2 separate regions of the Homo sapiens genome follow, and region 1 is linked to region 2. A link is an interaction called in ENCODE POLR2A ChIA-PET data of the cell type or tissue named here. Cell type or tissue: CD4-positive, alpha-beta T cell. All regions are shown on one strand. Each heading gives the region's core, and the rest is flanking DNA. Links, peaks and the distances in the headings are about the cores only. Region 1 overlaps JOSD1 (Josephin domain containing 1). Region 2 holds the start of TPTEP2-CSNK1E (TPTEP2-CSNK1E readthrough).

Region 1 (2,900 bases), core at 276-2,775, 290 kb before region 2:
TGAGCCACCGCGCCTGGCCAGGAGTATGTTTTATATTTGAAAAATACCAGTATTGCTGAGTTCAGTGGCTCACACCTGTAATCCCAGCACTTTGGGAGGCTGAGGCGGGTGGATCACAAGGTTAGGAGTTCGAGACCAACCAGCCTGGCCAACGTAGTGAAACCCCATCTCAACTAAAAATACAAAAATTAGGTGGGCGTGGTGGCGGGTGCCTGTAATCCCAGCTACTTGGGAGGCTAAGGCAAGAGAATCACTTGAACGCAGGAGACGGAGGTTGCAGTGGGCTGAGATCGCGCCATCACACTCCAGCCTGGGCGACAGAGCAAGACTCCGACTCAAAAAAAAAAGAAAGAAAAAAAATACCAGTATTTCTGCTGTGCACAGAAAAATTTTAAAAATACAAGATTTCTTAAGTTTTTTAGAGTTGACATCCTTGGCCTAACGTCTTGATTCTTTTCTGGAGATGGCATGTAGTAGCCTCTTGATCATGCACTTTATGTCCTGAGGAACTCGCCACACTTCCCTTTCTCCCCTTCACACGAAGCCCAAAGGTATGCCCCTTGAACCCTTCCTTCAAAATGGCCTTTCCCCAGCTCCTGGCCTGACAAGTTTATGAAGGTAAAATAATAGAATTAGAAATGCCTTCAGCATGGACCTTGTCTTAAAATACAGACTGGCTAAAGAAACCTGGAAGTAAATGGCTTCAAGCTGGGTGGGCAAACCAGTGCTGCAGCTGAGTTTTGTTTGCCTGGCACAAATTTTTTTTCAGTTGATTTATTGGGTATTTTAAGAAAAATTTATTCAAGTACTACACACACACACACACACACACACACACACACACAGAATGCCTTTAGGTGGGTCGTGCATTCCAGTAGGCCTCACTACTTTTTATTGCCTTATATCCAACCCCAGTTTATACATTTATGTCACCTGTCTAGGCTCCTGTATGCCTTTGAGTATTTAATGATTAATGATTACCAAGTTTGCAGGCCTTAACTAGAAAGCAGGAGTGACACCAGTTACTATCCATGCAAATGAAAAGATTGAATCCTATTTTCCAATGTTAAAAAAAAAAAAGGCTTGCATGAGGCAGGAAAATCAGTATCAGGAGGAAGAGCAGAAAGGCTGCAGGAGGCTGGGATTTCATAAGTGAGTCACCTTCATGGAACACTTACAAAATACTTAGGTAGAAGCTGGGGAAATTGCACTTGAATGTGGGGAAACTAACTTCCAGGGGCAGTGATGTAAAGTGCTCTCCATCCCTGGTAGTGCGGGGTCAGGGGGTTCAGGCATCCAGCAAGTCTCAGCCCTCCTCTTTTCACATTGGTAGGTTGTCTCCAAACACCATGGTGACACCTCACAAGAAGAGCATGCTGGGAAATGGCAACTACGATGTGAATGTCATTATGGCAGCACTTCAGACCAAAGGCTATGAAGCTGTTTGGTGGGACAAGCGCAGGTAATCTGAATCAGGCTTGACTTGATGGAGAACAGCACGGTTGTGGTATAAGCTTTTAGTACTTGGGCTCATGGCATGAGTGGGGAGGTAGCCAGTTGTGGTATTACAGCCAGGGAACCTTGGAAAATGGGCTGCATCAGAGCCTGCCACCATTTCTCCCCTGCAGGGATGTCGGTGTCATTGCCCTCACTAACGTCATGGGCTTCATCATGAATCTGCCCTCCAGCCTATGCTGGGGTCCACTGAAACTGCCCCTCAAAAGGCAGCACTGGATCTGTGTTCGAGAGGTGGGAGGGGCCTACTACAACCTCGACTCCAAACTCAAGATGCCCGAGTGGATTGGAGGCGAGAGCGAGCTCAGGTAATCGGCACCTTTTGTGACTAAGTTGCTAGGCTGCTTCATTTCTTAGGTTGGGGACACTGAGCTCATCTCTGGTTATTTGACAAAGGAAATGAAATTCCTGTGCCCTTGGATTCTCTCCCTGCCTTAGAATCATAGTGTCTCGGACCTGACCTTAATCTTCAATGGCGCATCAGTACTTTTAAGTCCTTTTGGTAGGGAAGATGCCCAGCCTGGGATACCAGCCTTCTAGTCTGGTGGGGCTGGCATTGTAACGTTCTCTCTATTTAAGACAACTGAGACAGTGTAGTTGCCAGTTCATAGAAAGGAAGACAAACATGCAGGCCAGGGAGCACTGAATTTCCCCAGGACCAAAGAACATTTGTAAAAGTTCTTTAGAGGCGATTGCTCACGCCTGTAATCTCAGCACTTTGGGAGGCCAAGGCGGGTGGATCACCTGAGGTCAGGAGTTCGAGACCAGCCTGACCAACACGGTGAAACTCTGTCTCTACTAAAAATACAAAAATTAGCCAGGCGTGGTGGCGGACGCCTGTAATCCCAGCTGGTCAGGAGGCTGAGGCAGGAGAATCACTTGAACCTGGGAGGCAGAGGTTGCAGTGAGCCGAGATCATGCCATTGCACTCCAGCCCAGGCGACAAGAGCGAAACTCCGTCTCCAAACAAACCAAGAAAAAGTCCTTTATATACTTTGGGTACTGTTATTCACAGATCCAGCTACTCTTGGCAGTAACTACAAGGATGAGCAAAATTCAGGTTGGAATTTTAACTGGACAGATTGGAGGGTAACCAAATGTGGAACCCTCCAAAACCAGATGACTACAGGGATGTGTTTTGGACTGCCGAGGGTAGAGTGAGGTTTCAGGTGACTTTGTGGTCCTGAGACTGGAATTTGCAACTTGCCAGCATTTCATTTTCTCTATCTCTTTTTCCATAGGAAGTTTCTAAAACATCATTTGCGAGGAAAGAACTGTGAACTCCTGCTGGTGGTACCAGAAGAGGTAGAGGCTCATCAGAGTTGGAGGACCGATGTGTAACAGTTCTGCCCAACCTCCCTCTCGCCTCAGCCCCTTCAGTCCTC
Region 2 (2,900 bases), core at 113-2,612:
TTTAAAAAAGACTAACCAGACCATATGGGGGGTTAGTAGTTATATATAAAATGACAGCAAAACATGACACTTGGCAAATTCTTCCCCTTTGCTGAGCTGTCTTCTCAAATTCCTTTTCCTATTTATTAAGATTGCATTGCTCACCAGCTCCGGATCGTTTCTGTAGTGCGTTCTTTCTTTTGATTTAGGAAATAGATATTTTAAATGCTTTTCTTGATGTGTTTTAAAGTTTTTTCATTTTGGATATGCCGAAGGCCAGTAAAAAAACAAATATTTGGCTATTTTGTTGGTAGCGACTTGCATAGATCCATTTCACATTTGCATTAGTTTGCATTTTGGGGTAGAAAAATTGTGGATATGTTTGTTATGTCTGTGGTTCCTCGAGGCTTACTTAAAATGGGGAAATATCACAGGCCTTAGGAATCAGGATTTTTTTTGTCCTTTTTTTCAGTAAGAAAAAAAAAACAGTTGGGAAACGATTTAAATGAGTTGTGCGTAGGGAGGAGGGGAAAGGGTAGCGGTTTTTTGTTTTTTTTTGTCCCCGGTTTCCTCCAAATGGATTTCTATCAAAACCAAGTAGATTCTTGGAACCTAGTCTAAGTTTAGAAATCTCAAGTTAGAATAGCGCAAGCCCAGTCCTTTCAGAAAAAAAAAAATCAGAACAATTAAATAGCTTTCTGAAGATACTCATTTAAAAACTTTATCTTCTCGACCTTCCTCACGCTTGAAGAAAATCTGAGGTGTTTTTCGCGCACAGCTGCCTTCTAACCCGCGAGCAACGGCGTTAAGGTTTTGTTTGTAATTCGGGGTGACCCAGGAGTTCGGGCCGCGGGCCCCTCCCCTCGCCCGGGCACACCTTGCAGAGGAGGGGGCGGCGGGGACGGGACCCGGGTCTGCGCCTGCGCACACCCTCGCGGCCCCCCCCGCCCCCCCCGCCGGGTACCTGTCACGGCTACCGCCGCGGCGCTCGCCCGCCACGTTAAATCGGATGGCGGGAGTAGGGGTATGGGGCGGGGGGCGCGGGGAGGGTGGCACGGCGCGTGCGTGCGCGGGAGTCGCCGAGCGATAACTGGGAGTGCGCGCGCTCGCCGCTCGCTCGCGTCCCGGAGGCGGAGTCTGTGGCGGGGGGCGGAGCGGGGGCGGGCCTATGCTAGTCACGTGGGCGCGGGGGCGGGGTGGGGCGGGGCGGGGCGTCTCCGAGCGGCGGGCCGAGGGAGGGCGCAGCAGCTGCTCCCTGAACACTTTCTGACCCAACAGTCCCCCAGCGCCGGACGCGCCGCGCCCTGGCGGCTCTAGGGACCCCCCCCGCGCCTGCACTTAGCCCCGCGCCCGAGGTGAGCCCGGCCCCTAAATCCTCCGGGCGGGGGTGGGGGTGCGGGACGCTCCTTTTTTGTTGGGGGTCTTGGAGGCGCGAAGGCACTAGGCGCCTCGGCAGATGGCTGCACCCCTCGCTTGCGGCTCCCCGTGTCTTTTGGGGGGCCGGGTGCGGGCGCGGAATCCGGGAGGTGTCCGCACAAAAGGCCGAGAAAACTGCGCGAGGCCTCCCTCCCTCCGCCCTCCCCGCCCCCTCCCCTCCGCGCCCGCTCCTCCTCTTTCAAACCCGGCCGGCCCGAGTGGAGTCAGCTCAGTCCCGGCAGCCGCCGCGCGAGGAAATGGCCGAGGGGCCGGAGCCACAGGTAAAGGGGGGCGCCCCCCGCCCGCGCCAGCCGGGGCGCCCGCCTGGTCCTGCGGAGGCTCCCGCGCCGCCCCCGAGGCGCCCGGCTCTCGTTGTCTTGTCCCCCCCCAGGATGACCTCAGTTCCCCGTCTCAGCTTTCTAGCTGCTCTTTCTAGGGCGCCCCCTCCCCAGCCGGCTCCTGCGCTTCCGCTGGCGGGAAGGTGCGGGCGATCCCGGGCTGCATCCGCTCTTGGCCGTCACACTCACGCCGCACGATTCAGAAGGGCTTGGGGTGCGGGGTTCCCTGAATCTCCGCCGGGAGCGGGGGTCCGGGGGTCTGCGGGGGTGGGCGGTGGGGGGCTGTTCCGAAAAGTTGGGTCGCCCCGCGGGGCGGGTCTCCCAATTTGCCCAGTCGGCCCTTGGGGCGCGGGCGGAGGGGGGACGTTGGCGTAGGGTCCCCCGCGATACCCCGGGAAGGGCCGGGGGAAGTTGGAAATGGCCAAAACAATGCGTCGGGACAGGCTTCCCCCGTAAACAATGGCCGGGACGGTCCACACGGGCCAGGCGGAGGGCGCGTCTAAGGGACCGCGGGAGGGGCTGGGCCTCTCCGCGGACCCCGAGGTGCGCCGGGTGACTCCCTCGGGTGCCCAAAAATCTGTCCCCGGGAGTCCTGGGGCGCCTGCTTATCCCTGAGCAGGGATGCACGGGGCTGCGTTTCCTGGATGTGTGCGATAAGGTGGCTTTTTTTTCCCTCCTCTAATTTTAAAGATTTTTCTTAAGTCTTAATGTTCTATAAACACTTAAAGAATATCTTTACAACTCAATTGTAGTGGAACACCCAAAGGCAGCTGGAAGCAGAACTGGGAACTCTAAAGGGCAGGAAGGATTGAAATGCTAGCCCAAAAGTGCTGCTGCTTTTTTTTTTTTTCTTTTCTTTTTTTAAAGGGAAGTTTCTGCCAGGAGGTGCCAAGTGGTGAAACCGCTCAGTTTCAGGCACAGCCCTCTTGTCTCTCGATTTGGCCCCGACTGCGAGCCGGACGGGATGGTGGAGGGGCGGAGGGCGCTGCTGGGGGCCTGGGAGGCTGGATTTAGGGCTGCCTGGGCGGTACCGCCCGAGGGGCAAGACCCGACAGCGGGGCGCGCGCCGCAACGTAAGTCCCGGGGATTTGAGAAGACGTTCAGGGCCTGGGTTGGAATCCACATTTTGGGATTCTGGGTAGGGCCACCGAAGACGGGAAGGCGCAT

The links. Peaks named below come from ENCODE experiments on the same cell type or tissue, not always from the same donor. Only the 100,000 strongest peaks of a DNase experiment are listed, where the experiment ranks them.
Region 1: POLR2A ChIA-PET joins it to region 2 with 11 read pairs; 4 of 35 experiments call an interaction of 5 or more read pairs at or near these places.

What each region holds. Positions count from the first base shown.
Region 1 is chr22:38,687,858-38,690,757 of GRCh38, reverse strand. JOSD1 (Josephin domain containing 1) reads left to right here. Exons shown (of 5, transcript NM_001360236.2): 3 at 1,334-1,462; 4 at 1,629-1,823; 5 at 2,757-2,900. The coding sequence ends at 2,856. Among named protein-coding and RNA genes, the nearest start is that of TOMM22, 7.4 kb to the right of the region's middle. In CD4-positive, alpha-beta T cell, for the core only: no CTCF peak of the experiment used is centred there; no DNase peak of the experiment used is centred there.
Region 2 is chr22:38,397,214-38,400,113 of GRCh38, reverse strand. It overlaps TPTEP2-CSNK1E (TPTEP2-CSNK1E readthrough), which reads left to right and starts at 1,199. Exons shown (of 15, transcript NM_001289912.2): 1 at 1,199-1,676. It also overlaps the pseudogene TPTEP2. RefSeq lists a silencer at 1,142-1,421 and an enhancer at 1,687-2,470. In CD4-positive, alpha-beta T cell, for the core only: no CTCF peak of the experiment used is centred there; DNase peaks (open chromatin) are centred at 1,123, 1,613, 1,833 and 2,253; H3K4me3 peaks cover 2,160 bases; H3K27ac peaks cover 411 bases.